Linked DNA regions of Mus musculus: region 1 is linked to region 2. Evidence: chromatin loops called from intact Hi-C (ENCODE). Cell type or tissue: heart. All regions are shown on one strand. Each heading gives the region's core, and the rest is flanking DNA. Links, peaks and the distances in the headings are about the cores only.

Region 1 (16,433 bases), core at 4,559-12,558, 79 kb after region 2:
AAAGACCAAGCCTAGCCTCTCACAATACAAAGAGGGAACCCCTCTGTGCCAACTAGTTTTGTGTCAACTTGACACAGCTAGATTCATTTTGAAAAAGGAAACATCAATTAAGAAACCAGGTTCCTACCTCCTACTAGATTGGCCTGTGAGCAAACTTGTGATTTTTTTTTGACTGATAATTAATGTGGGAGGATCCAGCTCACCTTGCGTCATGCCACCCCTGGGATGGTAGTCCTGGGCACAATAAGAAAGCAGACTGAGCAAGCCAGGAAAAGCAAGCCAGCAAGCAGCACCCATCCGTAGCTTCCGCATCAGTTCCTGCCTCCATCTTACTGGCTCCAGGCTCCTGCTCTGACTTCCCTGATGATGGACTACAAATTATAAAATGAAATAAGTTCTTTCTTCAAGTTGCTTTTGGTCATGGTGTTTTATCACAGCAATCAAAAATGCCTTCCTTCAACACCTGAGAGCTTGGCGGGGAGGAGCAGAGAAACGGATAGGGCTGCCTTTCAACAAGGTACCCAAGGATGTGAGCAGGTGCTTCTCTAGGGAGTGGCACAATGTTTTAAGGGGAAAGCTAAGGTCCTCAGCCTCGGTCCTATGGAAGCCTCAAGGACAAGATGCATCTGTGAGCTCTCACAGTAGGAAGTACCCCTCCTGGCTTTGTGCTGGACTGATTCTTGGCAGTAGTGCCAGAGGGAATCCACATTGAGGCTTGCTCCCAGCTTTACCCTGGATGATGAGGGGAACAGCCTCCTTCCCACCCCATAGGACCTGGACCTATGACCAAGACCCACCCATAGCGGCCAAGCATGTTGGCTCTGAGCCCCACACAGATTCATCACATGGGGCTGGACAGAAAGACTCCATTTGACAAGTAGGTCATTCACCTGCATCTACTCGGCAGCCACACAGTCCCTGGGCAACTGACTTCATAGTCAGCTACTGAGAGCCTAGTGGCGTTACACAGAATGTGGTCACATACAGAAGGGGTGCCCTGCCCAGCGCTACTCAGTCACGGCTAGACTCACCAGTATCTGCCAGTGATAAATCCTGTAGCAGGTACAGGTTGCCAGGGCACCCCTGCCTTGCCAGGCTCCCCTCAGGTCTCTAGGAGCTGCTCTTTGACCACATCTCCTGGGGCCACACTTACCATTATGGTATCTTCAGGTTATGGAAGCACATCCCAGGTGAGGTGGGATTTTCAGTGTGTGACAAATACCCAAAAGAAATGATTTAAAGGGAAAGCTTTGTTTTTCTGGGTGTGTGGGGTTTGGGGTTTTCATTTGGTTTGTCGTTGTTGTTGTTGTTGTTTATTTGTTGTTTTGGGATGTTTTGGTTTTGAGACAGGTATCTATGTAGTCCTGCCTGTCCTGGAACTCTCTATGTAGTTCAGGCTGGCCTTGAACTCAAAGATCCACCTGCCTCTGCTCCTGAGTGGTAGAACCAAAGGCTTGAGCCACCACACTCAGCCCGTATCAGAGGCTTTCATCCATGTTCAGTCTCCATTGCTTTCACCTGAGATATGATGGAGCTTGAGGGTGGAGGTTCCCCACTCCTCACAGTCGCCAGGAAGCAGAGAAAGCACACTTGTCCCAGCAGGCTTCTTCCTTCTCCCGGTTTGTTCCATTTTGACCCCCAGCTGGTAAGAAGGTGCCACCCGCACTCATGGCAAACTCCCCTGACTTAGTCAGCCCCTCCAGAGACAGACATGCCCAGAAGTGTGCTCCACTAACTGCCTATGCGTTCCTCAATCCAATCGATCAAGCTAGCAATCAAGATTTAGCCGTCTTCTAGGAGATGTCTCAATTGGCAGAATGTTAGCAACACAACCGTGAAGATCTCAGTTTGATCCCCAGAACCCAGGTCAAAGGCTCAGCATGGCAGTGCACCCCTGAGATCTCAGCAGCAGGGCCCTAGAGTTCCCTGGCCAGCCCACTACCTAACTAGGGTCCCAGGTCCCAATGAACCCTATCTCAAAAAGCAAGGTGGACAGCTGTTGTCCTAAGGAATGACACCTAAGGCTCACTCTGGCTACTGTGTGCCCATACACACATGTGCACATGCAACAGGAGTGGCACACACACAAACATGCACATGTACACATGAGAGAGAGAGAGCAAGAGAGAGAGAGAATGGGGAGAGAAAGAGTGAAAGAGAGAGGAGGGGAGAGAAGGGGAGAGAGAAGAGAAAGCAGGAGAGAGAGGAGAAACAGAGGAGAAGAGGGACAGAGAAGTGGGGAGGGAGGGAGGAGGGGGGAGAGAGATATGCTCTGGCTATATCCAGTCTTCCTGTCCTTTATTGGAAACAGGGCCCAAGCTGGAAGCTAGAAAGAAAGGAGGCCCCATGTCCTAGAGGTAGAGCCATGAATTTGAGAGACCGGGATGGACTTGTCCTGAGAGGCTTATGCAGGAGAAAGCTCTCCTACTGAGGCAGAGAATTGCCAGTTTTCCCTTTTGCATGGAAAGCCACATGGCTCTAGTGGGACTCAATGCCCACATTGCTCATCTTATGAACAGCAGCCACCACTTGAGGACTGGCCCTGCTGAAACCTGCTCCTCGCAGTCCCCAGGAGCTACCAGCTATTAACTCACTGCCATCCTCTGGCCGTTTGTGGTGCTGCCAGAATGCTAGGAGGGCTGGAGCTGCTGGATGTTAAGGAGTGGCCACAACCTTCTACAGACATCCCCAAAGCTGCGAGCCTATTGCACTCATGGTTTTCATCTCTGGCCACGCACTGACAGCTCCATCCCTCCCTTCCTGCCACTGTTGCTAGAGGCAAGCCAACTGAGGGATGTAGCTCTTTACCCAAGAGCAAAGGCTCAGCCCTTAATCCGACCCCCAAGGGGAAGCCAGGGACAGCTGAAAGAAAGTAGGGAGTGCAAAGAAGAACAGAGGGGAGGGAGCAGACAGAGCCCCAGGTAAGAGGGGTGGAGGAAGCATCTTAGAGATGGAGTCTGAGTTCCAGTGGAGACCAGGAAGGGCTGGTCCTGAGAGACTCTTGCAGGGGACAGCTCCCCCACTGAGGCAGAGAAGTGCCAAGTGTCTCTTGGCAGAGAAGACTGGGACTCAGCTGCAGCTCAGCGGTTGCAGTCTCAGCACCGACTGAGCCCAGGGTGACCGACAGGCTAGGCCGGCCTCCAGGTACTGCACCAGCCCTGCAGCCCCAGCTCTGCAGCCAGCACAGCAAGGAATTCTCAGAGCAGAGGTTGGAGTTGGGGGAACCAGGCAGAGCCTACAGGACTCTGCAATGTATGAGACACAATGTGGCCCAGCAGAGAGGGTGTACTGTTAAGTCACCAGGCACACAGCGAACAGAGAAGGTACTCATCAGGGCTTCTATGCCACACAAGCTACTGGAACCTCAGGACAGTGTCCTGAAGGCTGCCAAGACAGCCACTGGCTTACACAGCTCAGGTATGAATTATAACTAAGCATGCTCACTGCCTGCCAGAGGTGGGACTCATGGCCATGACCCTCAGGAACAAAGGTAGACATATACCTGTGCACACCTGTGTCCCAAAGGACCCATTTAGAGCATCATGGTATACACAGAAGCAAGTGTCCATGTCTATGCAGTCTTCCCCCATAAGCACATGTCTATGCAGTCTGCCCCTTCCTGGTTGCTGCAACCCCACTGAAACTTGTTACTGGGCCAACGGCCTAAGACCACCAGGAGGATCGATGGACATTCTTTCCTAAGAAAGCATTGTCCAGTCTCCAATACAGAGAGACTGAGGTATAACCTTGAGGGAGCAGCCAAAAGAATCCAAGAACCCAGGTTGAAAACCAAGGCTGGAAGACACACACAGATAGGATCTGGGCCAGTTTTCCCTATAAGCCAAGAACAGGGAAGTATCCAATCAAGGAAAACTCAGAGAGCCAACCTTCCCATGAGCAGAGCCTTTGAAGGAGGCCACACAGGTAGGAGAGGGAGAACGAAGGTCTGAAAGAAGAGGGATAAACTGGGGCTCTCCCTTCTTGGTACAGGTCTGGCCTGCTTTGGAGAAATGTTTTAACAGAAGCCTGGTGTATCTGGCTCGCACAGAAGTTCCTTAGACAGTTGTGGCCAGAGGGCTCTGAGCTTGGCGGTGCAGAGCCAAACATATCAGCAGTATCTGGAGAGGGCATGAGAGCATCCGGTTGTATGTATTGGTTAAGAGTTCCTTTGGCTCAATGCTGAGAGTGTCTCTGGGTCCCAGAGGGCAGCCAGGTCCTCTTCAGGATGAGGACACGGTTTCTTTCTGCCATCTGTCTACAGGACACATGGCAGAGGCTCTTTTCCTTGGGCTTTTGAGCTAACGGAGACTTTTGACAGCAGTGGCTTTGGCATCCTTCCTTTTGAGGACACTGAACTCATGTCTCTGCTTCATGCATCTGAGCAGAGGCTTTGGGCCTCAACCCAGCCATGAGTGTGAGCAGCAGTCTGAGTGTGAGCCTGATGAGTACCCTGGTGTTTCTGAGCATCTGGGCCCTGGCCCCTTTCTTGTCATGTATGGATCCCTGCTTTGAATTGTGGCTTATTTGGGCTGTGTTCTCTGAAGAAAAAAAAAAAAAAATGCCTGACCTAGGGCCAATCAGCATAAAATGGGACAAACTGAAGAAGACTGTCAGTCAGCAGGCAGGGGTGTGGGGCCTTTCTGCCCAGTGATCCCACTAGGCCAAGTCAGGGTGGAAGACTGGGTAGGAATCGGTGCCCCACTCATGTGGAACTGCTGGGCCCTCTGACTCACGTCTGCCCTAAGAGAAGTTCTGACCACTCTGGGATACGTGGGGACACCCAGCCAGTGTGCACCTCCTACAGAAGCCTGCACTGCCCAGCCTCCCCTAGCAGAAGAGAAGCCTGCTATGGAGGTGACCCTCACCCACAACTCCTTCACCCTGGCGTTTGCTGATGACAGGAGTCTCGGCAGCCGTCTGCATGGAGCCACTGACCAGGACGCGGCTAGGCTTGGCCTGGGAATTGCTTCGTCAGGAGGTTCTTGTACAACCTACGAGCCTGTTGGAGCTTCGGCCAGCACAGTGAACATCTTGGGGTGAGGAAGGGGATGGCAGCTGGCCTGATGCATCGGGCCTCGCACAGCCTGTGGAGAGGAATGGAGGTGCTTAAGCCAAACTCTCACTGTGTGACAGAGACCCTCAGGGTCACCTACCCAAGATCCAGCCCTTACCAAGACCCAGGGTAGGGCTCACAGCCTTCCTCATAATGCTCATTCCAGCCCCCTGTGGGCACTCTGAGCAGGATTGTGATGTCTACCCCCAAGCAAGCTGCCCCTTTGACCTCAGTGTCCTCCCTAAGCCACCCCGGATCAACATCATCTGTATCTGTTATTGTTAGCTCTAAGGATGGCCTCAGCTTTTCCCAACTTTGCCCTCTCTGGGGCCATTGGATCAGTGTGCCTTGCTGGACGAGGTCACCAGGGAAGTAACTGTCTCCTCAGTTTTTATTGACAGAGAGCTCTAGGGTCAGAGGACCCAGCAGGTTTACAGAGTCTTAGGGATATAGAGTAAAGTCCCTGAGCCCTGACAGTCGCCAAGGAAAAAGGAAGGGCAACTACCGTTCAGTGAGCAAGACGCGGCCCCAGCCTCTGAGCCTCTGCCAGCACTGACTGGAACATACACGAGGGTATCTCCTATGGTCAAAATACACTCAGAGAAGTGCAGGGTGGGACTGTGTTACAAGGTAAGGAGCGGGGTTCAGCAAGAACCAAGAAGTAAAGGGTAACACAGCCATACAGCCCTTCTAGAATCAACCCTGGGCTCAGGTTTTCACTGTTCAGACACCAAAAGGCCACAGGCAGCAGGGACAGAACAAGGCCACAGCCCATTCCTTGTGATGTTGGAGATGGGGTTGCAGAGATGATGGTGACAATGGTTATGATGGTGATGACAATAGTCACAGTGGTGGTGACAATGCTGGTAATGATGGTAGAACTGGTGGTTATGGCAAAGGTGATGGTGGTGATAGTGGAGGTGGTGGTGGTGATGATGGTGATGGTGGTGGTGACGGTGACATGATAATTGGGGTCAGAGCCAATCTGTTGGAAAGTAACCTCAAGAGAATAAGTACCTCCCCTTTTTCCTGGCCTGTTTCCGGCCTGCTATGTAAGGGCCAGTGTCAAATCCCTTAAGGGTCTTCTCAGTCCCAGTACTGTCAGGGTGTCCTGGGGAGTCTCACTCCTGAGCGTAAGATGACAGCACAACCCTCCAGGCTAGCAATGGGCAGTGACCACACGGGTGGTGAGCACACAGGCAGCCCTCAGGACACTGCAAAGGCATGAGGGAGTCTAAGGGTGACAAAGGCAGAGGAGACGCAGATATCCCATCGTGTCCTCACTTTCCATGATGTAGCCGCATGTTCTGCGTGGGGCCAGGAGATGCTAACCCAGCTGGAGGACAAGGAGCCTTCTTGCCCAGTGTTCCAAAGGTTGGTGTTTTCTCCACCAACCCACTCTGTGCCACTCTGGACCTAGGAGCCTATTCAAGCCCACATGACCAGTGCCCTCCAGAGCTCCCCAACAGGGAAGCAACAGGCACGTCATACTCACTCCCCCTCCCCACAAGGCCGCTCCCACCCCTGAGAACGCTTGGCCCATCCAGCTGCCTTATCTTGTCTCACAGTCAGACCACCCACCAAAAGCCCAGGCCAGGAGCCAGAAGACAAGATACAGCCCACCGTCCCCACCAAGCCCACATTCCCATTATATCCTGACTCTTGCTGTCTGTGTCCTCTGCCTGACAACTCACACCTCTGGTATCAGGGGGGCAGCATCCAGAGGACCCGAAGGGTCTGCTGATAAGATCGCAGCCTCCATCCAGAGCCTGAGAGGTCTCTGATACGGTGACAGGCTGAGAGGGATGGGATGCCATTACACAGGACACCTGGGGCTTGAGCGGTCCAGAGAATAGAAGCCATGTGTGGAAAGACCTGAGGCAGAAGCACACTTAGCCACAGACACACCCTCCCCCGCCTGGCAACAAATCCCCCCTCCCGGTGGTGTCTGGGATTTAGCTCTGCCATTCCTGATAACAAGGAGCCACCTATCAAGTAGGTGACCAGACTGTAGACTGTGGGAAAGTCATCTGAAGAATCTCATCCTCTGCAGACAGGCAGCCTGTGGCGTGGGACGGCTCCGGGTGGTAAGCGCGACAGATTCCCCACATTCAGGGGGCCTGGTAGTTTCCAAATTTTAACTGTAAAATGTTCCCATGGGGAAGTGCCTAAGAGGCGGGGACTCGGTGACAGGGTCTGTCCTAGATCAGGGCATACCTCGGTATGTTTCAGGCAGGTCAACCTAACACTGCCCACACTTGGTCCCAGGGAGCAAGGCTGTTGGTCCATACACATCCTTGCATATCCTCAGAAGTCAGGAGGCGACCACAGAGCCAACAGGTAACTAGACAGCCAGTTCCTGGAGGTTGTGATGGGAAGTTGGGGTACGCAGCTCATAGCCAAGGCTCCTAGCAGGGTTAAGCAAGGAGTGGAAGGAAGTCCGCCACCAGAAGAGAGGGGTGGCCAAAGGATCCCCAGGGAAATGAAGGAGGGACCTGTGGGACCCTGAATGTTGGAGCCTTCAGAGCCTTCCCATCTACTCAAGTATCTTCTTCAAGGAAGGGTTGAGGGGCAGTATACTGGAGGCCCTGTGCCCTCTGCACTTTGCAAGATCTGGGGACCTGAACCAGCAGAACACTTTCTGCTCAAGAGAGCTGACCCTGCTGGGCACCTCCTGCCAGACCACTGTCTCCCGGGATGGCTCTGCACGCTGTGCTTTTCCCTCGTTCTACTTCCAACACTGGAGGCCCCACCCAGGCCAGGTGATCCCCACCCAGAGCCAGGAGAGTTGGCTCTGCCTACCCTATCTACTTAGAGGCCCTGAGGCTGCTTGTGTACCTGGCCTCATTTTGGGGGCTCTCACTAGGGCACATTTGTGACTTAGAGCCACACCTGGAGTGAGAAAGACTCAGGACTCCTCAAGCTGTCGCAGCTGTCAGATACCACGAGCAAAGGCACATGAGCCACCCAGAATCAAAGAGAAGATTCTGGTCCTGGAGCTACATGAAGAGTATCATGTAGCCAAGAAGCCCTAAGTGCTACATCACGGGCCAGTTTTTAGTAGGACTGGGGTTTCTGAATGACAGCTCCAACCATAAGGAGATACCACTTACTCACACCACCACCAGCAGACACATCAACCTAGACACACACACACGCACACGCACACGCACACGCGCGCGCACGCGCACGCACACGCACACACACACACACACACACACGCACGCACACGCACACGCGCGCGCGCACACAGAATAGTAATCACACACTATGCACTGATGCCTCCAGTGGCATGCCTCAGGCTGCCCCCTGTTGGTGAGATGTTGCACTTACACCAGGAACACTCGCCAGCCCCTTCCAGGCTTTTGAGCAACCTGGTAAGGATCCACACTCTCCATTCTGAATTTTGTGACACTGTGGGGCACTGCTGTGAGCCTGCTTGCTCTAAACATCTCTGCCGTCCAGGTTCAGGGGCCTGGAACCCTCCAGACTACACCCCAAGGATGTTCGCATAGCTAAAAATGTTTCCTTCACACAGTGCTCTATAATAAATGAAAAGCTACAAAAAGCTTCCTAAAATTTTCCTTTTGTAAAAACACAGGCACCAAAGGGATTGGGCTGTCTGGCTGTACTTCAGAACGTGATCTGCATGGTAGCGTGATGGAGCACACCTGTAATCACACACAGCTCTGAGGCAGGAGAATGGTGAGCAAAGCTAACCTGGACAACCTAGTGAGACCTTGTCTCAAGAGACTCAGGTCCGGTGGCTCATATTTGTAATCCATCACCGTGGAGGCTGAGGTAGAACTGCAGGTTTGAGGACAGCCAAGGCTACAGAGTGAGACCCTGCAGCAAAAACAAATAAAAGAAAACTAGGCTTCTGCCTGCAACCACCATGTCTGAGAGTCACATCCAGGGACCTGAGCCATCAGAATGTGCAATCAGGGCCACACTGCTGGACCAGCATATTCAGACTGTCTCACACAGTGTTCCCAAGGGCTAGAGTGCACCATACAGGACATGCAGTGAAACTCTGGGGTTGAAACTGTCGCTGAAGGAGTTCCTGGAACAGTCTGCAAACAAGATCAAAAAGGAGGATGTGGTACTGGCAAACAGCTGTCCAGGGAGGGAGAGCCAGAAGGGTGAACCAGACCTTTGGTCTCTTCCCACCTTGTGAGGATGCGGTCACCCCACCCTATCCTCATCAGCCATCCTCTGGATGACTCCTCGTCCCAGAAACTGCCTGAGCCAACATTAACTCAGAATTCATAGTTGGGTTCCTACCACTGTAGACAAAGACGAAGTGTGTCTCAACGCTGATTTGGGGAGCTGGGCATATAACTTAGTGGAAGATTGCTTGCCCAGCATGAGTGAAGCCCTGGGTTCCATCCCAAATATTAAATAAATCAGGTGTGCTAACACATGCCTGTAATAAAAAAGATCTCTGATTCTCCCTCCTAGTGGTCTCCTGGGTGATCCCCCCTGGTGATCCCTCTACATGGAGCTCCGACTTTCAGTCACCCATAGTGACTGTATCTGGCACCAGTCTTGGGGCAGGCAGATGTGCACCCCCTTTTCTTCATTACTCTCATTGCAAAGCTGGCTTTGTAGAAAGAATGGTTCCTCCTTCAGCCTCCCCTAAATGCACTTGGAAGGAATAACAGCAGCGGAAAAGTCTATGCTGAATGCAAGCAGGCCCCTCAGGCCACACCACCAGGACCACAGCAGAATGCTCAGAGTGGCAAGCACTAGACAGCGAAGGAAAGGTCTTGGGTTTCCCCAGGCTCGGGCTTTTTCCCTGGACCCTTCCTTTCTTCCTTCTCTGCAGAGCCCTGGGTGGGTTACACTGAACGTCACATAGATTCTCCTCTCTGTTCAAGGCTGTCTCTCCTGCTCCTCAGCTCTCCTGCTTTAACACAGAGATCCTATCTCCTGCTTCAAGAATTCAACTGCTCGGGGCTGGAGAGATGGCTCAGCAGTTGAGAGCACTGACTGCTCTTCCAGAGGTCCTGAGTTCAATTCTCAGCAACCACATGGTGGCTCACAACCACCTGTAATGGGATCCAATGCCCTCTTCTTGTGTCTGAAGACAGCTACAGTATACTCATATACATAAAATAGATAAATAAATCATAAAAAAATTATAAAAATTCAACTGCTCAAAGATGAGGTATGTATTGGCGCTACTCCACCATCCTGCCTTCTGGGTCTGGGTGAGGTGGAAGGGTGTTTGGCTTCCTAGAGGCAGGGATGAGACTGGGACTCAGCAATGCTGGAAGAAGGAACAGATATGAACATCATCCTCTGTACATATACATGTAACTACGGTTGCACGGATGTGCCCTTGGTACACATGTAATAGCAGCAGAAAGCAGAAACCTGCTTCCACGTCAGCTGCCTGGTGCCAGCGTGAGATGCAGCCATCAGGAGGCAGGATGGTCTACTGCCTCTGTGTGCTGCTATCCCAGCAGTGTACAGTGACATCGAAGCTATAGCCTGAAGTAGGCATTCATGGATGAAATGTCTACGGTCATGAAGTTTCTAAGACAATGTGTACATGACAAGCTGGCTGTCAACCTTCACGGCTAGCCTTGGGGAGAAAGAATTATGAACAACTGGCATTCAGCTTCCCTTTGCTGTCTGTCCAGAGGGGAGCCCTGCATCCCCTAGGGTCCCACTAGAGCCTATAATAGCCAAGACAGCTGCCACATGATAGGCAGGGCTGGTCGCCTGCTCACATCCTCCAAGAACCCTAGTATTATCTCCTAACTTACATTTCAGGAGGGCAATGTCACCATAGTCAGTGCTGTATGTCCCTGGACATTTCTGATTTCCATGCTGGCCAAAGTCAACATGACTCCTCATGTGGTGCTGGGTTTCCAGTCTTACTCTACTGCCCCCTGGTGGTCCTTCTGAACCAAAGGGGCTTCTGTGAGGCATCAGGAAGGCCAGTGCTTCCTCAGGTATTGAATACCACAGAACTTTTGACCTTGGCCCCTCCCCTGATGGACTTAAAGACTAGGCAACATTCCTGATTGACCCCAGGCCCATCTTGATAGTGTCATTAGTCCAGTCTTGGTGGCGGATAGTGAGCTGACCTCCCCATTCCTATAAATCCCAAGGTGTCCAAGACAGGTCTCTAAGTAGAGAGGCATCAAGATATTCAGGACAGAGTCACTGCCTGCTCCTTTCTGGGCAGAAAAATGTGGCAGTGGGTGGTATAGTACTGCCCACCTGGGTGTGACCCTTGAGAGAGCAGCCCCCTTGCACAGCTCAGGACTCTTTCCCTACCCACCTTCCTTCTTGCCCTACCCAAACACAGCAACCAAGATCATTGCAGCCATGACGTACCCTCCTCATTTCATACCAAAAAAATGAAGATTTGTATCTACACATTCTGGCTGCAGTTGCTTGGACTTAACATATATGATAAGTACACATAAGCAACCCAAAAAAAATTCAACCAGGGAATTCCTGCAGCTGACAAACACCTTTACTAAAGTGTTTGTACAAGACTAACTCAAGTAAAGAAAAAAATCAGTAGCCCACAAATGACAAATGGCCTGAGAAAGGAATCAGGAAAACAAGATCCTTCATGATAGCCACAAATAATGTAAAATATTGGGTAACTCTAACCAAGCAAGTGACAGACTTGTATAACAAAAACTTCAAGTCTGTGAGGAAAGAAAATGAAGAAGCTATCAAAAGATGGAAAGATCTCCCATACTCATGGATTGGTAGGATTACCATAGTAAAAATGGCCACCCTACCAAATCTACAAATGCAATACAATCTCCACCAAAATCCCAATGCAATTCTCTATAGACCTTGAAAGGACAATACTTAACTCCATGTGGAAAACCAAAAAACCTAGGATAGCTAAACCTAGGATACTCCTGTACAATAAAAGGACGTCCAGGGGCATCACATCCCTGACTCAAGCTGTACCTCAGAGCTATAGCAATAAAACCACATGGTATCGGCAGAAAAGCATTGGCTGATCAATGAAATCAGTGAACACCTGATTTTTATAAAGAAGCCAGAAATACACAAGCGAAAAAATTTAAAAAGCATCCGCAATAAATGATGCTGGTCTTACTGGATATCTGCATGTAGAAGAATGCAAATAGATCCATATCTATCACTCTGCACAAAACTCAACTCTAAGTGGATCAAAGACCTCAACATAAAATGAGATACACTGAACCTAATAGAAGAGAAAGTGGGAAATAGCCTTGAACGCATTGGCACAGGAGACAACTTCCTGAATAGACATCAATAGCACAGGCACTAAGATCAACAATCAATAAATGGGACCTCATGAAACTGAAAAGCTTCTGTGAAGCAAAGGACACTGTCAATAGGACAAAACCTACCGAATGGGAAAAGATCTTCACCAACTCCACATTTGACAGAGGGCTAATATCCAAAACCCATTAAGAACTCGAGAAAGTGGATATTTTAAAAACCAAATAATCCAATTAGAAGGTGGAGTTCAGATCTAAACAGAATTCTCAATGGATAAATCTCAAATGGCTGAGAAACACTTAAAGAAATGTTCAACATCCTTAGCCAGCAGGGAAATGCAAATCAAAGCTACTTTGAGATTCCATCTTACACCTGTCAGAAAGGCTAAGATCAAAAACACAAGTGACAGCTCACACTGTTGATAATGTGGGAGGAGTAAGGAGAACACTCCTCCGTTGCTGGTGGGAGCGCAAACTTACACAGCCACTTTGGAAACAGATATGGCAGTTTCTCAGAAAATCGGGAATTGATCTACCTCGAGACCCATCGATACCACTCCTAGGCATATACCCAAAGGATGCCACATCCTACCACAAGGACACTTGTTCAACCATGTTCATAGCAGCCTTATAATAGCCAGAAACTGGGAACAATCTGAATAATGGATAAAGAAAATGTGGTTCTGAGAGAATTCCTCAGCTGTTAAAAAAAATGACATCATGACATTTGCAGACAAATGGATAGCACTCAAAAAAAAAAATCCAAAATCCACCCTGAGTGAGGTAACCCAGACCCAAAAGACAAACGGTGTGTACTCACTGGTAAGTGAACATTAGCTGCTAAATCCACAGATCATACTCCAATCCACAGACACAGAGAAACTCATGGATCTTCTTGGGAAGGGGAAAGAGCTTTGTAGGTGGACTGGGGGTGGATGGGGGTGGGAACAATAGGGATCAGGCTGGGGGAGGAGAGTTCTGGGAAAGGCGACTGGAATTGGAGGGGGTATTGGAGAGGCAATGCAGAACCCTAGTGCTGTGGAAATGCCCTGAGGGTGAGGGTAATCCTAGTGAATTCTGCTAGTAACAGGGAATACTGAGTCAGAACTAGCTGTCTTCTTTAACCAGGCAAGGCTTCCAGCCCTGGGACTGAGACATAACCCAGCCATAAATCCTTCCGCGTACAATCTGTCCTGCCTGCGAGACATGCTAGGGTAATGGTGGTGTAGAACTTGTGGGAATGGCCAACCAATGACTGGCCAAGTTGAGGCCAACACCACAAAAGGGAACCCACAACTGACAGTGTCTGGAAGGCCAGGAACCAGAGACTGGACAGCCCAGAGACTCGGGAGAGAACCAAAAACGACTGGCAAAAAAGACAATAAAGTAATTCCTAGTGATACTCTGCTATCCTCATAGATCAGTGCATGGACCAACTGTCAACAGAGGGATGCTTTCCAGCAACTGACGGAAATAAATGCAGAGGCCCACACAGCCAAGCCAACCAAACATCAGGCATGGCCAGGGGAACTCCAAAGAAGATGGGAGGAAAGATTGTAGGAGCCAGAGGAGTTGAGGATGCCACAAGAACACAACCCACAGAACCAACTAAGCAGAGCCCACAGAGGTTCACAGAAACTGTAGCAACAAACACGGACCCTGATGAGACTGAGCTGGGTCCTCTGCATATACATTATAGTTGTGTAGCTTTGTGTTCTAGCAGAAGACACAACAGTGGGAGTTTTTTGCCTGCTCTTGGGGCCCTTTTCCTCCTGTTGGGTTGCCTCATCCAGCCTTGATATGAGGGTTTGTTCCTGATCTTATTGTAACTTGTTATGCCATGTTTGGTGGGTATTCATGGAAAGCCTGCTCTTGGGGGGGGGGGGCATAAGAGGAATGGATCTGGGGGAGAATGGAAGTGGGGAAGGAACTGGGAGGAGTGGAGGGAGGGAAAACTGCCGCCAGGATATAATGTATAAGAAAAGGGAGGGAGAAGGAAGGCTAGAAAGAGGGAGGAGAAACGTGGCCCATCTGTCTCCTTCCACGCTCAGTGCTCAATGATACTGTGTGGCCCTAGTGAAACTTGCTCTCGCATTTTCCATGGGGCTGGAAGCCCACTGATCCTAGGACCTAAAGCCTCGTGGCTAGCCAGCTGCAGGGACCTCCTGGCAACAAACCTGACTCCCCAAACCCTGCAGGCCCCACCTCTCAAGGAAATGTTCAGTATGGCCACCAGGGGGCGCCCGTCGCACACTAGACACTACCAAACAAAAGCAGGGCCACAGGAAAGGCCTCTCAGCGAAAACAGGGACCCAGAGTGCTGCTTGCTATCTAGCTGAGCTACCAGGTAGCAGGACTCTGCCTGGGGGTTGAGATGAGAACACCCCAAGCTCCATTCTGCACTGTTCCCACCCAACCAGCCCAGGTGTGTGCTGATTCACCTCACTTCGGGGTGTCCATCAGGAACACGCTCCAAGAGGAAGCCTCCAAAGCTTATCAGAGTCCTGGAGACCTACTAGGTGCAAGCATGGCCAGAGCTGTCCCTTTGTGTAGAGTTACCCAGGCTGACCATGGAGTAGGGCCCACCATCTCCTCTCACTGCAGAGAGAAGGGGTGAGAACAGGAAGTCTGTAGAACAATTCAGACCTAAAGGGCCAGGACAGCTGAGCCCCATGCAGAACCAGAACTGGGTCTTCCTCTGCACAGTACCCTCGGCCTTCTGTGCAAGACCTGTGGGGAGGCTCGGTGGCTGATGGCCAGGATGGTTTTCATAAAGAAAGCACAGTCCGGATTCTAGCCTGGACTGGGCACAAGGGAAGCCAGCAAGCATGCAAGGAATCCTCTGGGCTTCAGCTACCAGAGTCCTCAAATCGGCACCGCTCCCTCAAAAGTCTTCTTCCTGCGTGTGCGCGTTCTCTGCCAGGTGTTCAGCCAACATCCTCTGTTTGTCTCCTTGACAGAGGGCCAAAGGGCCCCTCAGGCCTTAACCTATTCCCATCTGCTCAGGAGGATGAGAAGGGACCCTCACCAGACAGTGGCTGGGCTAAAGTGAAGGTGCTAGGGGCCAGAGCAGGCAGGCAGGGCTTCTGGAGAAAGCCACGCCTGACACAGATCTCCTCACCCACTCCAGAGGCTACAGTTTCCTGGGGACCCAACCTACTTCCCAAAGAGGGCAGTTCTGACAGGTGGGTGCCAACGTAGCCCATCCTGACACTCTGGGCTGAGAACTACTCACCGGCATGCCTGACCCTTGATATCTGCCAGGGACCCCAAAGGCCCTAAGAACTCCAGGTACCTCTCAGGTAATGCTTGGGGGGGCGTTGAAATAACTCCTACCAATCAATTGGATATGCAGGGTGGATTCAGATTTCTGGAAGGTGCTACTGTTTGACATTAATTATCAGACATTCATAATAATGTGTTCCAGGAAGTTCCACCGCTATATTTAGTCTGCTGGTTTTCCATGCCAGCCAACATTTCCCGGAACCTCTTTTAGAGAAAGGAAGTGAGCCCAAGCCCCTGGTACTCTGTCTGTGCACATAGGCCAGGGCCAGGGTTCCTAGAAAGAGCCCTCACTCTAGAGATCCAAGGCCTCGGCTTCCCTTCCTCTGAAGCTGATATTAACATGCCCACACTCACCCACCCTCTCACCACAGCATTGCTCCATCAGCTGATAAGCTCAGTAAGCAGTCTCCGGGCCTACAAGATGGGATGCCAGCCCAGGGCATCTTAGCTCCCCAACTTTACAGCATACACACACACACACATGCACACATATACATACATACGCACGCACACTCACACACACACACACATACACACATTTACATACACACACACATGCACACATATACATACACACACATGCACACGCACACATGCACACATATACACACACATGCACACACATACATACACACACACACATGCACACATGCTGTCCATACTCACTCTTAAACATCTGCAGCCTGGTCCTCAGAATCTTGGAACTAAAGCAAGGCTGCACAGACAGACATCCTGACATCCTGAGATGTCAGAGTGCCCACTCAGACATGGAGGAGTCAGCAGGAGGTTTAGGGTCCCACTCAACATAACCTCAGATAGGTCATCTGCCTTTGCGGGGGCCTTGGTTT
Region 2 (16,433 bases), core at 4,361-12,360:
GTCAATAGGACATACCAACTCCTTCTAGAAAACAGCCTAGCCCAGTCTGCCTAGGTGGCAGCCGATTCCCCCACCCCCACCCCCTTTTGTATAAATTCCTTTCAAAGTGCCTGGAAGTCTGGTAACTGGGAGAGAGGGTTAAGTACCATCTAAGCCATTAAAGCCTAAGACATAATTGGCCAACCCTCCTGCTGGTGCAAGTCTGGAGGTCTGGGGGCCGGGGGCGGGGCGCATGCCCAAACTTACCCATGGCCAGCTTGCTAGTGCTAAGTGGAGACCCTGTATCCTAATCCCCACCCACTCCTACCCCCACCCCCGCCCCCAGCACACAATTGCCCAGCCTGGTGGTGAAGCCATTATTGGCTCTTCTTTTAGAGACAGAGTCTCAGGTAGACAAAACCTCTTGTCAGTCCTCCTGCCTCAGTCTTGTTGGACTGTAATCCAGTCACTCCGTAGGCTTATGCAGAGTCTACAGCCCTTGAATCTTCTACTCAGGTCTCCTCTCTTCTCTCTTCTCTGATTGAAGGAAAAACTGACTCTCCTCTAGTTCCCTCTTGTGGGTAGGGCCTGACATACCTGTGTGCAATGGGTTTTATGCACATGTGTATATGTGTGTGTGTGTGTGTGTGTGTGTGTGTCTGTGTGTGTGTGTGTGTGTGTGTGTGTATGTCTATACACACACATATATATGAATGGATAACCTGGAAAGACCTTCACATAGCCAGAAAACAAATTCCACAGACTGGTACTTGAGACCCAGGCTTTCAGCTCATAGAAAGATAGGTTCCCAAACCACCTGTCTTGAGACCTGATCTCTCACCACACCCCACTGCCCTGGAGTTTATGAAGAACTATAGGCAGTGGGTGAGACCACCAACAGATACAAGTTTGCTGGCCAGCTGGTGGCAAGCAGGCCTGAGTGTGAGGATTTCAGACTGTTGAGCCCAGTCAGTACCCTTTTCCCATGAGGCCTTGTCTCCAGTCCTCAGAGGCTTCCTGGTTGGGGTTAGCACCGTGTCTCAGTGGTTCTCAGTGAGGGGCTTTGGGCTTCCTTCCTTTTTTTTTCTGGTGTTTCTCTGACTCCATCCACACGCTGTGGCTGCAATGGAGCTGGGCAGAGTCCTTCGTGGAGACACCAGCAGATAAGACAGGACAATCAAAGACCATGGCAGTATGTCATAGACATGACCTAGGAGAGTATGCATTCAGAAATGACAGAGAGCCACAGTCATGTGTCACAAGGATTAGAGCGAGATCCTGTTGCCAAACAACAGCAAAAAAAAATCTTTTTAAATAAACTAGTCATTATCTACGTAAGCATTAGGCACGTGGGTCTACTTTGTGTGTGCATTCTTGTGTAAGAAGGTGCACATGTGCAAATGTTTGTGACAGCCAGAGGTCAACCTTGCGTGTCATTCCTCAGGTTCTATCTGCCTTGAATTTTTGAGACAAGGTCTCTTCCTTGCCTGGAACACACCAAGCAAGCGAGGCTGACGACTGCCTAGCAAGCTCCAGGATCAACTGCCTCTGCTTCTGCAGTGATAGGATTACAACTTGAGCCACTGTGCCTGCTTCCTCCCACCCCCACCTTTAAGGTGAGTGCTGTGAATTTAACTCAGGTTCCCATGCTTGTAATGCAAGTACTCCGCTGACTGAGCTGTTTCCATAGCCTCTTCGATTGTGCTTTGTTGGCTAAATTTTGTGAATTCTAAGTCCAGTCCAGAATCTATTTTTAAAAATTTTAACCACATCTACCATCCATCCATTTATTATTTATCTATCTATCTATCTATCCATCCATCCATCAATCCATCCATTTATTATTTATCTATCTATCTATCTATCTATCTATCCATCCATCCATCTACCAATCCACCCATTTATTATCTATCCATCCATCTATCTATCTTGTGTGAGGTTTGTGCATGCCACAATATACACAGGGAGGTCAGAGGAAACGTTGTGAGGTTGGTTTTCTTCTTCCACCAAGTGGGTCTTAGGGATTAAACTTAGGTGGCCAGGCTTGGTGACAATTGTCTTAATGCACTGAGCAATCCTGCCAGCTCTCAAAGTCCAGTATTTATGATAAAAACTCAGTACCTGAATCGACACAAGAAATGGATGTAAAATACAAACGTTTGAAGATGCAGAAGCTAAAGGGAGTAGAGTATCTGTCATTCCTTACATTGCTTCCTTATCGACGTGGTGGTTTTATGATTCTATTAGATTTAAATAAAAGACATTAAGATTAACTTCACACCAGGCCTGGTGGCACAGGCTTAGAATTCCAACTACATGGTAGACTGCAGCAGGATTGTAAGCTAAACACCAAGTTGGGCAAACTGGTGAGTCCCAGTCTCTGAATTAAAAGTAAAAAGAAGGCTGGGGGTGTAACCTGAGATAGAGCATTTGCTTGCTTGCTTGAGGCCCAGGGATGGAGCTTGGATGACACACACAGAGACAGACTTCATGGGCCTCAGTCTTGCTATTGTGTTGCCTGAGCACAGATAGTCACATGTGTGCTCCCATTTTGCTTTCACTCCTGAGCAGAACTATTCACACCCATCGTGTACGGTCTGTGGGTTAGGGCATCCCTGGTGTGATACAGGGTCAGACTCACTACGAATAGCAACTATGTATTTGTCACCATAGGGAGACACAAATGGAAGTTCCTGTGGCTATTTGGCTATAGGTATGGAGGGGCTTGCCCAGGATGGTGCCCAGGGGGTTGATTTTGTACCAGAAAGCTTCAGACCAACTACATGTGATATTTGGAGATAGTGTGGACAGCCCTGACTCTGCTCAGCAACCAGGAGTCGGGGGAAAGGTGGGCCTCTGTAGAGAAAAGCAAGGTCCTGTTTTGGCTTCTCCAGGTACCACCGGATGAAGCCTGGAGGGGTTCCTGGGTCCCAAAGTTAGCCCCTGGGTATGTGGGTCAGTGTCAGGGGTTCTTGTGGTTATGATATGAGGAGGTTTCAAAGGAACAGGATGTGGAGTCCTGAGGAGTCAGTCTATGCAAGTTCCTAAGATCAAAGTGTGGGCTCTTAGGGTCAAGGAATGGGAATCTCTGGTCCATGTGTAGGGGTGGGAGCCTTGAGCAGAGAGTGCTCTCTGTGGAAGATGACCCCTAACATCCCCACTTGAGGCATCTGGGTTCCCCCTCCCACCCCTATCTTCTGTTAGGGTAACAGTGTTCTCCGCTCTGACTGCTCTCGGCTTGGCTGGCTATAGTTCAAACTTTACATGATGTCAGGATTACTCAGAGCCTGGCCCTTCTAAGGAAAATTGATGTGTTTGAAGTCCACCATGGTCTGTCTTGAAAGTCTCAGAGGAAGCACTTAGAAAACTGTCATTCTGGTCTTGAATGACACTTCCTGTCATCTGGGTGCACAGGGCATTTCCCCAGGGCTCAGCATGGTAGCTGTGGCTAGGTATGGGAATTCTGTAATGGCCAAAGCTGGACCTGGGTTCTGATGGGGAAGGGGAAGGAGACACAGGTCTCAGCTTTGTGCGTGCAATCCCCCTTCCCCCTCCCATTTTCTAGGCAACGGTGAAGAAGCTGTCATTTCAGAAACTTGTGGTGAAACTCAATGTGGGTTCCCACAGGAAGTTGGGGGGAGTGTTGAGCAGGGGCCCAAGGGCCCAAATGCCACAGTGGAAAAGTTCTTTGATAAGGCAGAGAGCACACCCCTTCCTCCTGTTCCTGCATGGGAGGTCTGGTCATCTCAAGCAATGAGGATGTGGCTAAGTCACATGAGAGACAGATATGCTTGTGGAAAATTCCAGGTCCCGGGAGAAATGCTTGGTTTTCTGGTCCTGGGAAGCTCCGAACCCCTGGTCTCACTTTCCTCTCCACATCTCTGTTCTTGCTTCTTGCTGGTGCATTCATGTGGGTGAGCCAGGTTTTGCAGGCCACGGAAGCCATAACAGGGGACACAGCAGGAGACAGCAGTGTTGGGCAGTGGGCATGGGCAAAAGAGGGAGTGGGCAGGCGGACGTGGGAATACTGCTGCATGCTTTCCATGTGAAACGGGGTGGGTGTCTGGCTGTAGGAAGCCACTGAACCCCAGCTCGGCGGGGGGTGGACAAGGGGCAGTCCTAGACAACAGGTTCTCAGTCTCATGCATCCCAGACACCGCTGGACACCACGGAAGAGCTGAGAACAAATGGGGGGCCCCCGAGGGGGGGGGGCGACTCCATCATCACTGGGCCAGAGGGAGGAGAAGGCAGGGGGAGAGGGGCTGCTGGGTGGTTCCCACGGGGGCGAGAGTCCTTGGTCCGGTCCGTGGCTGGAGAGCAGGAAGGCCTTCTGTTGGGAGGCTAGACGTGGCTTGTTAGGGGAACGCCTATCCCATTGTTCAAGCATGGTGGGCCTTGATAAGCAGAGACAGTCTATGGTTTTAGAGCTTTATTGTAGAAAGGCAGGAAAAAAAGAGAGAGGGTAGAAAGAGAGAGAGAGGCTGGCCATGGCCATGTGGAGAAAGGGGGAGGGGGGAAGGAGAGAGAGAAGGAGGGCTAGAGAAGAGAGTAAGAAAGGTGAGAGCTTAAAGAGATTGAGAAGGGGCAAAGCAGCCTCTTTTATAGTGGGCTGGACTATCTTGCTGTTTCCAGGTAACTACGGGGAAGAGCATACCTGGCTGTAGTCAGGTAACTGTGGGGGTGGAGTCTAGCCAGAATGCCAGAAGCTTGAGACATTGTCTGAGTGACTTATAATCACAGAATTATGGAGTTGGGGGGCTCTGTGGTGTCAGGCACCTGTCTCTGGGAACGTGGCTCCCTGTTGTGTCCCTTGTAGAGTTTTCTACTGGATCGCCGGAGCAAGCCTCATTCAACCAAAATAGGCTGCCTTTCATGGCCCTACACAGCAGATCCCTGTGGAAGAAATGATTCTGGTGCTCTGGGTACCAGGAATGTGCTTTGAACACACCACAATGGTAATGGTGCCAGGGATCATCTACAAAGTCCTCACAAACTTGGGAGCCTGGAGTTGACCAGCACCTGGGTCCAGGAAGAAACCCTGAGCCCTTGTGTGTGGTGCTCACCAGTTCCTGCTTTATGGTGTTCTGGAAACATTTAAACACCCACACATGGAACACACACAGGCCATCAACAGCTCCCACCCCCAGCCCACCCAGGTTACTTAGGGCCAAATCTTGGGTTCCTATGACCTCATCCATTCCCACTGCCTTGCTGAGCTGCTCTTTGCATGTGTAGAACACAAACACAGTTCTGCTATCACACCCACCAGGAACAGCTCACGCAACACACAGGCTGCTTCTCAAGGCCACTTGACTGGTGATGTGTGTCTGAACTGGCTCAAAGCTTGGAATGTGGCTGGCTTCTTGTTTTGGGTTAAGGAAGCTGGGCCCTGCCCTGCCCCCATACTCGTACAGACATCTTTCCACTACTGTGGACACCGCAGTCCTGTGTCTTCAGATCTCCCTGGATCAGCCACTGAGGGATATCTTTGCTGTTTCAGTGTCACAAACAAAAGGGACAGGAAGTTTACTGCTTTAGCACCTGGTGCAGGGGATGGGGCCCAGGCCCTGCTCCACGCCAGAGTCACTGCCTCCACCCCAGGTTCAACATTTATTCCTGTGTTTGTTTTGTTGCTGCTGCTGCTGGGCTTTTGTGTGTGGTCTGTATTTGTTTTGAAACAGTTTCATATAGTCTAGGCTGGCCTGGAACTTGCCACAAAGCTGAGGATGACATTGCATCCCTGATCTGCTTGCCTCTACCTCCTAAGTTCAAGGTTATGAACCTGTTACCACCATATCCACCCAAGTGACTATTTTAAAGTATAGAATTCAGGGGCTGGGAAAATGGCTCAGTAGGTAACACACTTGCCATATAAATGTGAGGCCCTAAGTTCTGATCTCCAGCACGTGTGAATGGTGAATGGTCATGGTCATCGACCTAAAATTCTGTGCACTCAGGAGGCAGAAACAGGAGATCCCAGAGCAAGCTGGCTAGCTGGACTACAGACCATGCCTCAATATATAGGACAGAGAAGAACTGAGAAAGATGCCCAACAACCTCTGGCTTACTCTTGCATGCATGCATGTGTATAGCTGCCCCCATATACATACATAGCATATAGGTCAGAGGATAACTTTAGCCCCTGTGCAAAACATTTCCTAAGGTTCAACTGCTTGAGGCCTCCTTGGCATGACCTCCTCCATATGCATGCGTTGGTACCCCTATCTATGACAGGAAGACTGGCCGTTGTATGCATGATGGGGGGCTCAGGAGCAGGGCTCTGTCTGGCTGCCTTATTTGCTGTGACATCACTGTCCATTCAACCGCAGTCCCTCAATGCTGGGCAGTGAATCCTCATCCTAGCCTTCCCTTTCTCATGAGACATTTCTCTTACTCCTTGGCTACATAGAGACACTGCGTGTGTGGGGATGGCCCTCTTGCCTCTTGTTCACTTCAGAACCTGTGAATTGCCTCCTGGCGTTTTAGGTGGTGTGACCAGTTAGTGTATCTGAATATCTTGGTGCTTATTAGGAATCTGGAATGTGGGCATCTCAGTGACTGATGCTCCCATCAGGTTCTTCCTTGGGACCAGCCTGAACTGCCTGTCAGAGGCCTGCCTCTGGCCAAACCTGGCATCTTAGGTGCTCCGTTATGACAGGATGGGTTTCAGGTGGCCTTGGGCAGGACCTTACACTTGACTGTTCTTTCTCCCATCCTGCATCCCTCCGTCCTCCCATACTGGTTCACCCCAGCCTGTGCTGGTAACTTCTCCAGGAGCTACAAACATCTAGTATAACTTTAACAGCAAGAGGAAGAACAAAAGGGAAACACACTAGTGACCTGGCCTGGCCCCACTCCACTCTCTCTAGCTCTGTCTGGGCCCCTTTGATCGTCACAGCACACATTTCTGTTGTTGTCTAGGAAGAAGGAAAAGCAAAATCAGACGTGGGCAGTGTCTACACAGGGCACCTTTCAGGCTGGAGCAAGAGTGATCGTCAAGGGCTGATCCAGGCAGGGAGGTCTGGAGTAGATCCACAGTGGAAGCAGGCAGCTTGGGTTCCACAGAGTTGGCTGCGAGGCCACCAAAGGAGGCCCCCATCCCAAGGGACATCTTCCCTGTATCCTGGCTCAGATGGGACCCAGGGAGACAGAATCTTTCCCCATAAGCTGTTTTTCAATCATTCTGGAGAAAGAAGAGCTCGCCCCACTGCTGGCAGAATGGTAGTAGAAATTAAAGAAGCTTTTCAGCCTGGGATGTGGCTCAGTGCTCGAGCATTTGATTCACAGGCGCGAGGCCTTGGGATCTAGCCCCAGAACCATAAGAGAGAAGTAATTTTAACTAAATCTTCTGCATTCTGTGCTCTGGCAGGCCATATGGGCCCCACATTACCACCAGACACCCGGGGTTGGAGTAAAACAGCTGACTGTTTAGTCCTGAATGCTGCGCCCCACCCCCACCCCCCATTTAGACTATATTCAGGCCCAGGCTTGCTTTAATAGTATGAAAATCTGGTGGCCAGTTGGAGCGGGTGCATAGCACTTCCCTTCCCAGAATACAGGATCCTCAGAACTCTGGTGCATCTGGGAGGCCGGGGGTGGGGGTGGGGTGGCAAGGCAAGCATGTACCACCTGGCAGCTCCAGAAGTAAGCAGGGTACGTGGTGAATCCTCGCTTTGGGGAGTGCATTGGCTGGCAACACCTGGATGTCCCATGCCTCTCTTAGTAGCTATCCAGTCAGGGATGTTTAACCAGGGCTTATGACCTGGAACCCTCAAATTAAAACCAGGCTTGTTTACAGAGGAGGGACTGGTAGCCATGTGTAGTACTGGCCCTGTGCTCTAAGGTGATGGTGGGGACTCATATGGGCCGGGCCCTGATTAAGCTGCGGCTCAGCGCTCTACAAAGCCTAGAATGAACTTCATGGAGGTGAGCCCTACCATCCGTAAGGCCACAGCGAACCCTAAAACCTGCACGTTTTATATACCACCTGGTCTTAATGGTAAGGACTTCAGAGTCAGTGCTAGACATCTGCGAGGGGGCGTGGCCAGACCCTGCACAGGGCATGCTGGGCCTGTGCTGCTGGTGAGGCACCTAGAACATGGCTACTAAGTGCAGCAGCACCAGAGCTAGCTTCGTCCTTGGCTTTATTGCTATTGTTGTTCTCGCTTCTCCCCAAGCCTGTCACAGGCCCTAGAGTGTCAATCCAGCACCCACAAAGGTGTCTGCTTCTCAAAGCCTCAGTTTCTCCAACTAGAAAATAATGTTGCCCGTATTCCCATTTATAAAAATGTGGGACTCTATGCGGTACAGAAAATCCTGGCCCTGTAGACTATTCTAGTTTCCTTTCCCGGTTCTGGGACCAAAAGGTTCCCCCAAGTCTCTCCTTAATGCCTCAGCGCAGGACTTTCCTTGTACGATCTGGTGAAGCCCTTGAGGCTCCTGAAGGGGCTTCAGGCGGCTTTTCTCACTAGTCTCTCCCTGTAGTACCCACCTCAGCCAGGAGAGGGCGGAAGTGTTTCAGCTGAGCCCAAGGCACCCGGCCTTGCTGGAGGGAGCCAATGAGAGTTATCTACACTGTGTGGATCTCCTGGGGCACCTGGCAGAAGACGTTCCAAGACTCTTCTTGAAGCTTTCATCTCCAGGAGGAGTGGGAAGGAGGGAGGGAGACAGAGAGACAGAGAGACAGAGGAGACAGAGAAAGACGCTGCAGCCCAGCACAGACATGTCAAGACCCGGGTACACAGTCTGGAGAGGCCCCAGAGTGTCAGTAACTCCAGGGTACTGCGGGAAGTCTCAGATGAGAGCTCCTCCCCCAGCTTCAAGAGTCTTTGGAAGCCCTGGCTTCCCCTCTGGCTAATAGTGGGTGTATCCCAGACATCTGTGTTGGCATGTCTGGGTTAGATGAGGCCTAGATTTAATGGCCAGTTCTGGGCCTGCCTGCATAGGCCTATTAGGTGGGTTTCCAGAGCATCACACATGGCCAAACATCCATGTGAATTTCAAGGGACTCCAACACGATCTCACTGGGTGGCTGTCTGCACATTCGGTCCCCATGTCACCTACTCACGGTCTCACTCTGCTGGAAGGTTTGGGATCCCCAAGACTAACAGATGGCCCGGTTGTCTCACACGTGGGAATTCTGCTTCGGTAGCACTTGGGTACTCAGTATGTTATGGGGATGCTTGCAGCTGCTGGCCCATGGCCCTCCATACTCGGCCTCCCCTCTGACATGTGTGGAAGTCCTTCCTTTGCCGATAGTGTATTCTATCTTAATCCCGTTTTGACATGTGAATGAGAAGCACACCCTAGAATCAGCTCCCATGATACCTGCTCCCTGACTTTCCCTTAGACCCAAACTCCCCGATGCAGAGCAAAACCTGTTGACTTTTACCTGTTTGCTAGACTGGGCTCACAGGGCCTGGAGTCCACATGTCCAAGGGTCAGAGGGGCCATGGAAAGCATTGAGAACAACTGTACAGTGGGAGCTGTGGCCTACCATGCTCAGTGCATTGCACATGCAGTCTGGGTTTTGACCTTTACAGCAAGCTCTACTGTGTGCCCTCTCCTTCTCCACACAGATGGATGGCAGCACCTCTGAGAGCCGAGAAATCTGACCCAGAGCCATAGCTGGGCTCAGGACCAGGTGTTCTGGTTTGGTAATGGCGTCCCCTCCAGAAGACAGCTGAACCTGGGTCTGAAATGCATCGGCCATGTGTCTGTGCTTAGACTCTATTGTAGGTAAGCCATTAATGTGGGTTTTTATTCTGGGAAGGCGCACATAACATTAGGCTTATGAGTCTGTTTCAAAGGCACAGCTGAGGGTACTCAGTTAATTCACGTCGTTGGGGGGGGGGGGACCCTCACTAGCATTAAACTCCTCTGTAAGGCTCCATCCCTGTTGGACACCAGTCTGCATTCATTCTCTCCCCAGTCTTGTAGTCATTGCTGGAGCGGCGGCGGCATTTGTGGCTCAAGGGAACTCAAGTTGCTGATCACGTAAGGTTTGTCCTCTTGCGACTGGTTTATGTCCCTCCTCCTTACGCCTTTGGCGCTCCCTTGTGTTGTCAGAATACCTTTCCTCCTCAGAGCTGAGAGGTAGTCTGCAGTGTGGACCATATACTTACTTCATCATTTCCTCACTCACTGACGACCCCTGAGCGGCTTCCGCCTCTTGGCTGTTGTGAGCAAAGCTGGAAGGAACTTATGCAGAACTCTAAGATCCTGTTCTCCTTTTGTCTGTGCCTTACTTTCCTGTTGCTGTGATAAAATACCAAGACAAACACAGTTTAAGAGAGGAAGGACTTATGTCGGGTCACAGTTCCATCATGGCAAGGAGGTGAAGTAGGAGCTTAAAGTGGCTGATCACAGGAAAGAGCAACAAATGTGTGTGTGCCTCTTAGCTTCCCTCCTCTCCTTACACAGTGGAGAATAGCCCTATCTCTAATTGAGATGGGCCTTCTCATATCAGTTAAGGTAATCAGGATAATCTCACAGAAGCCTGAATGCGGGTTCCGGGGACAGAGCGAGGTGTGCCGGGCTTCCTCAGCCAGTGCCTTCATCCACTGAGCTACCCTCTGGTCCCACTCAGTGTGTTTGGATATCACATCTGTTGCCACCCACATTCTTGCCATAATTTATTTAGCTCTCATGGGTCATCCCCAATACTGAATGTTAAACTCAACGGCTGGTCCTATGTGCAAATCTTGGGGCAGAAACTTACTTGCTCGGGGACAGTTTCTGGGGATTTTATTGGAACTGTGGTGCACTGTGTCAACGTGAACCCTTAGAACCTTCCCTGTTCTTCTCCCCAGACAGATATTGAGGCTGATTTTCTGATTTTCTTGCCAGCAGGCCCCTCATCAGTTCTGTCGCCAGAACTGGGTTTATAATTTAAGTATGACAGAAGAAAATTCATTCTCTGACTGTGTGCCTTGGATGCATTCAAAGGCCAGCATTCATCATGAGCCTATAGCTTGACGAATATGAATATAGGAAAAGACCTGTTTCCAGTCTTTTGTCCACTTCTCTATGATCATGCCTGTCTTCAAAGAAGATGCATCACTGGCTGGGGATCTGGCTCACTGAGTATCTGCCCTGCAAGGATGAGGATCAGAGTGTGTATTCTCAGCACCCATGTTCAACAGCCAGGAGCAGCAGCTCACTTAGGAGGTAAAGGCAGAAAGATCACTTGGACTTGCTGCCAGTCAGTCTAACCAAATCGACAAGCTTCAGGTTCAGTGACAGATCCTGTCTCAAAAAATAGGGTAGAGAGTGATAGAAGAAAACACTGAAACTTGATTTCTGGCCTCCATATGCACACACACACTACACATACAACACACACATACCACACACACAACACACACAGATACAACACACACAACACAGACATACCACACACACCATACACACCACACACATACACACACATCACATATATTACATGCACGGACACAACATAAACACACCACACATACAACACACACAAAACACACACACCACACATACAAAACACACACACCATGCATGCACCACACATACAACACACACACACACACACACACAGCCTTAGGAGATATATTGAAGCTGGATAGAAGCTGGTATTTCCTGTCAACTTCTAACCAACACCTTAATACAAATGTGTTTGTCCTGCATGAATAGAGCCAGAGAGAATGGCTCTTCCCTCAGTTGGCATTTCTCCCTGCAGAGAGAATGGCCCCAGGCTAGGACCACTGTGTGAACCTGTGTGTCATGTTCTAGAAGTCTGCTGGAGAACAAAAGTGATAAGAGTCAAGTAGGTCTCTTGAAGGCTGCAGCTGAGAGTGTGGCAGATCCCAGCGGAGATACAGTTTGCTGTATTCATTTGCATTTAGAGACTGAGAGACCAGGGAGAACAGAGGGACCTCAGAGAAGTCGAGGAGGCGGTGGATACACCACAGCAGAAAGGCTGTCCAGTGAGCCCTCCCCTTCGCTGTTCAGAACGCATGGGCCGCAGGGATCCGACTTGCAGAATTTCATAAATCACAACTATTTTAGCTTCAAGAGTAGAGATTGATTAAGGTCTGAGCCATCAGGCGTCCTATGGATCAGGTTGTCTCTCACCAGCCCCCCCTTTCCCAGACATGTGTGTCAGCAGTTTTCCGGGAAAGCAGTCTACACATTTAGCATCATCAGAGCAATTACTGTAAGGAGGCTCGATGGCCACAGCCAACCAGAAGCTTAGCCTTGGAGTGGGCACTGGGACAAGGCGGCTGCGGCCGAGTGTCCCAGAGTCTCTGATGAAACTCAGCCCCTACAGAGCTGTAGGCTGACTGGGAATTCTGCTGTTCTGTGACCCTGGAGAGGCTGGGGCTAGGGGGTGGGGTGGAGGGAGCCAGCTGCCTGTCTTGCAGAGGCCCCCACACTCTCAGTACTTTAGATAACTGTCATGCTTTGACTTGACAACCACCCACTGAATTCAGGAAAGGCATTTGGGACATTTCCCTGGAGCAGTCTTTGAGCATTGCGCCCCCTAGTGGAGTGTTTACATATTTTACAGGCTCTTCCTCAGGATCCCTTCCAGGGGTAAGAAACCTGAGGGCATCTGCTCCAGATCTTCACTCTCTATGACTTAGTGTGAAATCGAATGGGACAGAGACTATTGCACTGCCCCCATTCCAAGGACACGTTCCACTTTAGAATAGTTTCAGACTAGTGGTGCAGGGTTTCCAAGCTCATAGTCACACCCACGTTAACACATGACAAGTTGTACATGAACGTCTTACCATAGCGGGAATCAAGTGCCACTGCCTTTTTTCTGCTTCCTTTTCCTGTCTCAGAACCTCACATGACATTCAGACATCCCTTATCTTCAGAGGTGTAGTGGCCGATCAGGTGTCCATATACGTATGTGTATGTATGTGTGTTTATATGTGTGTGTATGTATATGAATATGTATATGAATGTGTATATGTGCATGTATATGTATATGTATAGCAGGGACAGACACCATCTCCCTAATGGTCGCAGACCTCTATTGTGTGTAGCTATGAGAGGAGATGTCACCAAAGCCCCTTTCTGATGTTCATGAGCTGTTCCCGCTTCAGCCGGTCTCCATGAGTTGTACACCTTGTTTGCGTTCGACAGTAATTTTCCACGTGAGAAGGGATAAAGCAGAGAGTGAGGTTGTACAATGGGCCCTGTCATCTTGGTGGACAGGCTAGTCCTGGGTTTGGGGTCTGAGTGGACATATTAATGTTTAACTAAGAGTGTGATTTATGTGAGGCCTGTTTGCATCAAGGACTTGTTTCGGGAGGTGGCAACTTGCTGGTCCCCTTAGATGCTATTTAAGGAGGAAACTACATCACTTAAAATTAGTGTGGACAGTGACTGACAGAGAGCAGGCCCTTGAGGTCTTTGACTGGCTGGGCTTGGAGATTCTCTCCTGTCAGAAAACAGGCTTTAACCCATAGCCTTCACTGGGACACCCTCGTCAGCCACCTCAATCTATAGCATAGCCCGTGTATTACCCACTCCAATCCCCGCTCCCAGGTTCCCCGCATCCCAGTTTTCAGGGTTGGAACTGTTTGATGTGCCTCCTGGGGCTGGGCCTGGAAGAGTGAGGTGTTCTAGGATGCTTAGTAAAGGAGATGCAGGCAATGGGGAGCACCCTGGCTGGGTATGTAAATGGAGGCTTCAGGCAGAGCTCTGCAAGCCTGTAGCTGGGGCATGGGCTGGTGGCCGGGTTGGGGTGCTGCCAACCGGCTGAGTAAAGCTGCTAATGAAATAATACCAGCTAAAAATGAGCCCGCTGTCAGAGCCAGAGTGTTTCCTTGGCCCCCAGCCCAGCACTTCCCAGCTCGAGATGGGGCGGGAGGAAGATCCCTGCAGCAGCAGGACCCACACATCGCCCACCCACCTGAATCATGAGGTGCTGGTCATTGTAGTCTGCTGACCCTGTGTGGGGTTCTCCACTAAGTTTTCTTAATGGCTAATTCAGTGGCTTTCTCCCTCTTTCTCCTTCTCCCTGAACCTCCACCTGTTTCAGCCTCTGTGTGCCTCCATCACCACCCAGCAATATCTGTTTCTCTTGGGATTCCAGATCCTGTCTTCCATTTGCTTAAAATCAAATGAGGAGCCAGCTGTGGTACACACCTGTAATCCCAATGCACAGGAGGATGAAGCAAGGAGGATTTCCCAGCCTAAACTATCTAACAAGATTCTGTCAAAATAAATAAACAAACAAAAATTAACTCTGTCTAACATCTACGTAAAGGTACCTCTGGAAGTGCTCTTGATTGAGTGTCATTTCCTGTATTCTAAAAGACTGCTTGTTCAGATAGGAAAAGTAACTTTCCACATGAGGGGACTTTCTTTGCAACTTTGTAAGTAAGAATAGTTACAGTTCCTAGACCACCTAGTTGGTCAATCTGCCCATCAACCAGGTCACAATGCAAAGGAAGAAGGTCTCAGTAGGCAGTGCTATTCATCATGGTCAGCATGGCCTCCGTGGTAGCTCTGAGTTCAGCAGGATCATCCTAATTAGGAAGTTGCTGAGAAGACCTGCAGATTCTGTGTCCATGGTGTTTGCTAAGGGCTGCAAAGCTGCTGAGTCCTCTGACACATCCTCCTGTAGTCCAGAGCTCCAGGGCTCTATAATGAATGCCCCAACTCCCCTCTACAGATGTTCAGACTCACTGTTCTGGGTCTGACATGAAGCACATGGACCATGTCTGCATCCTGGACTGGCCACAAGAGAATTTCTAGAGATGGCCTTGTCCTCCTGCCCTCTACTCAAAGGAGCCTGGCATTACAACCTTCGTTGATTTAGGAAAGAGATTGCTATTCAAGGCAATGGGGCTTTCAGGGAAACCCATCCTTAGGGCATTTCCCCCTCCACCATCCATAGGTGGACATTGCTCAAGCTAAATCTTAGCTCTGCATTCCAGTGTCAAACACCTAGTTCCAAAGAATCTTTGTAGCAGGAGGGGGTTACACGCACACAGGCCTGTGGGTGGTGTGCAGATCTGGGCAAAGCTGCCTGACTCCAAACCTCCTCATCTTCATCAAGAGGCAGAATGATGCCTGGCAGGATAGAGAGTATGCTTGCTTAATGGGCAGGAAATGAGCTGCATCTCAGTTGCTAGTAGCGTTGCCTGGCAGTAACTGCATATGTGGACTTCAAGCTCAGATTGCAGAGGGTGGCAACTACTGGTGGGAGTTGGCCAAGGCTAAAGCCCTCCTCCACCATCTTCTGCTTAATTTCCTGATGCCTGAGAGACCAGGCTGGCATGTTAGTCTCTTTCTGGGTCCCTTGTAGAAAGAACCCAAGTCCTATGTGAACCTGCCAAACCTAGTTGACAATAGCCCTTCCCAGGACATGTGACTTACATACCCAGTGTACCTTAGCTCTCTGGCTCTCTCTGCCTGGTGTTTTATGGTGGTCCTGCTTGCAGATCTTGGGAGGGTCTCACAAGGAAGGTGGGCTCTAGGTAAGGAGGCATGGGGCCAGGCAGAATATTGGGGGCCTGGCTGGATGGGCCCTTCCTTAGAGAGTACCCATAGTCCCCCCCAAGAAGCTGGGCAAGGGACATCTGAGTCTGTGGTCACTGCTGTGACTGTTTAGTCCATCTGTCCTAGCCAGAAGCTGCCACTGCAGGGCCACCATGATTCCCTCAGTCTTTCCCAGCCCAGCATGTTCTGAAGACGTTTTACTCCAAAACCATTAAGCTGACTCTGTGCATATGCCTCAAGCCTCATCCTGTCAATGCTTGACAGCAGGTGTGGGTGAGGGGCCTCCATCCCATTCTTTTCTTCCCATCCAGTCACCTCATCCGACCAGACTGCCCACACCAGCTCTGAGCTCATCAGCTCCTCCTTTAAATCACTGAGGAGACTCACGTCTGACAAGGACTTTTCCATCTAAGGCGGCTCGGCTGGTCCAGGAGTGCTGTGTGCATACTGCACAGGTCCCAGTCCTCCTGTCTCAACTCTGAGAGACCAAACTGTATGATGGTAGAGGGGTCTGATCCTAAGGGTTCAGAGATGTCTCAGTCGCTGCCCCTAGACACAGTGAGAGTGCAGCTACCCCCACCACTGCCTGTGCCTGACGACATCTCCCTATCATTGACATGATAAAGGAAGTCACTGTGTCACCAAATGGGCACAAGCTCCCTACTGCACAGGTTGTGGCTGCTTGCCATCAGCTAGTGACCCTTATTTCTGCTCAAGGGACAGTGCCAACTTGTACCCCACAAAGAGTCCATTACAGTTTTTCCTATGTCCCCAGTTTCTGGCACTTCCTACTACCTGGCAAACTGTTGGGGCAACACTTGATCTGGCTTCTTGGAGGGCTCCACCAGGAATCCTCAGAAGGATGGTGGCATTTTATCCTCAAGTGCAAACTCTGTCAAGGTGGTATGAGCCACCCACTCTAAGGAATGAATAGGATGCTCGTGGCTCTTGAGAACTCCATA

The links. A loop is a pair of places that touch in the nucleus more often than their neighbours do. Peaks named below come from ENCODE experiments on the same cell type or tissue, not always from the same donor. Only the 100,000 strongest peaks of a DNase experiment are listed, where the experiment ranks them.
Region 1: a loop joins it to region 2, with 7 times the contacts of the local background. A loop is called at or near these places in 25 of 42 quality-filtered maps.

Annotation. Positions count from the first base shown.
Region 1 is chr2:180,345,417-180,361,849 of GRCm38, reverse strand. It overlaps Gm52543 (a long non-coding RNA gene), which reads left to right and starts at 15,359. Exons shown (of 5, transcript XR_003953987.1): 1 at 15,359-15,602. In heart, for the core only: CTCF peaks have their summits at 8,369 (motif pointing left) and 10,964 (motif pointing left); no DNase peak of the experiment used is centred there; H3K4me3 peaks cover 952 bases; H3K27ac peaks cover 2,916 bases.
Region 2 is chr2:180,424,539-180,440,971 of GRCm38, reverse strand. No RefSeq gene overlaps it. Among named protein-coding and RNA genes, the nearest start is that of Slco4a1, 23 kb to the left of the region's middle. In heart, for the core only: CTCF peaks have their summits at 8,275 and 8,474 (motif pointing right); no DNase peak of the experiment used is centred there; H3K27ac peaks cover 249 bases; H3K27me3 peaks cover 539 bases.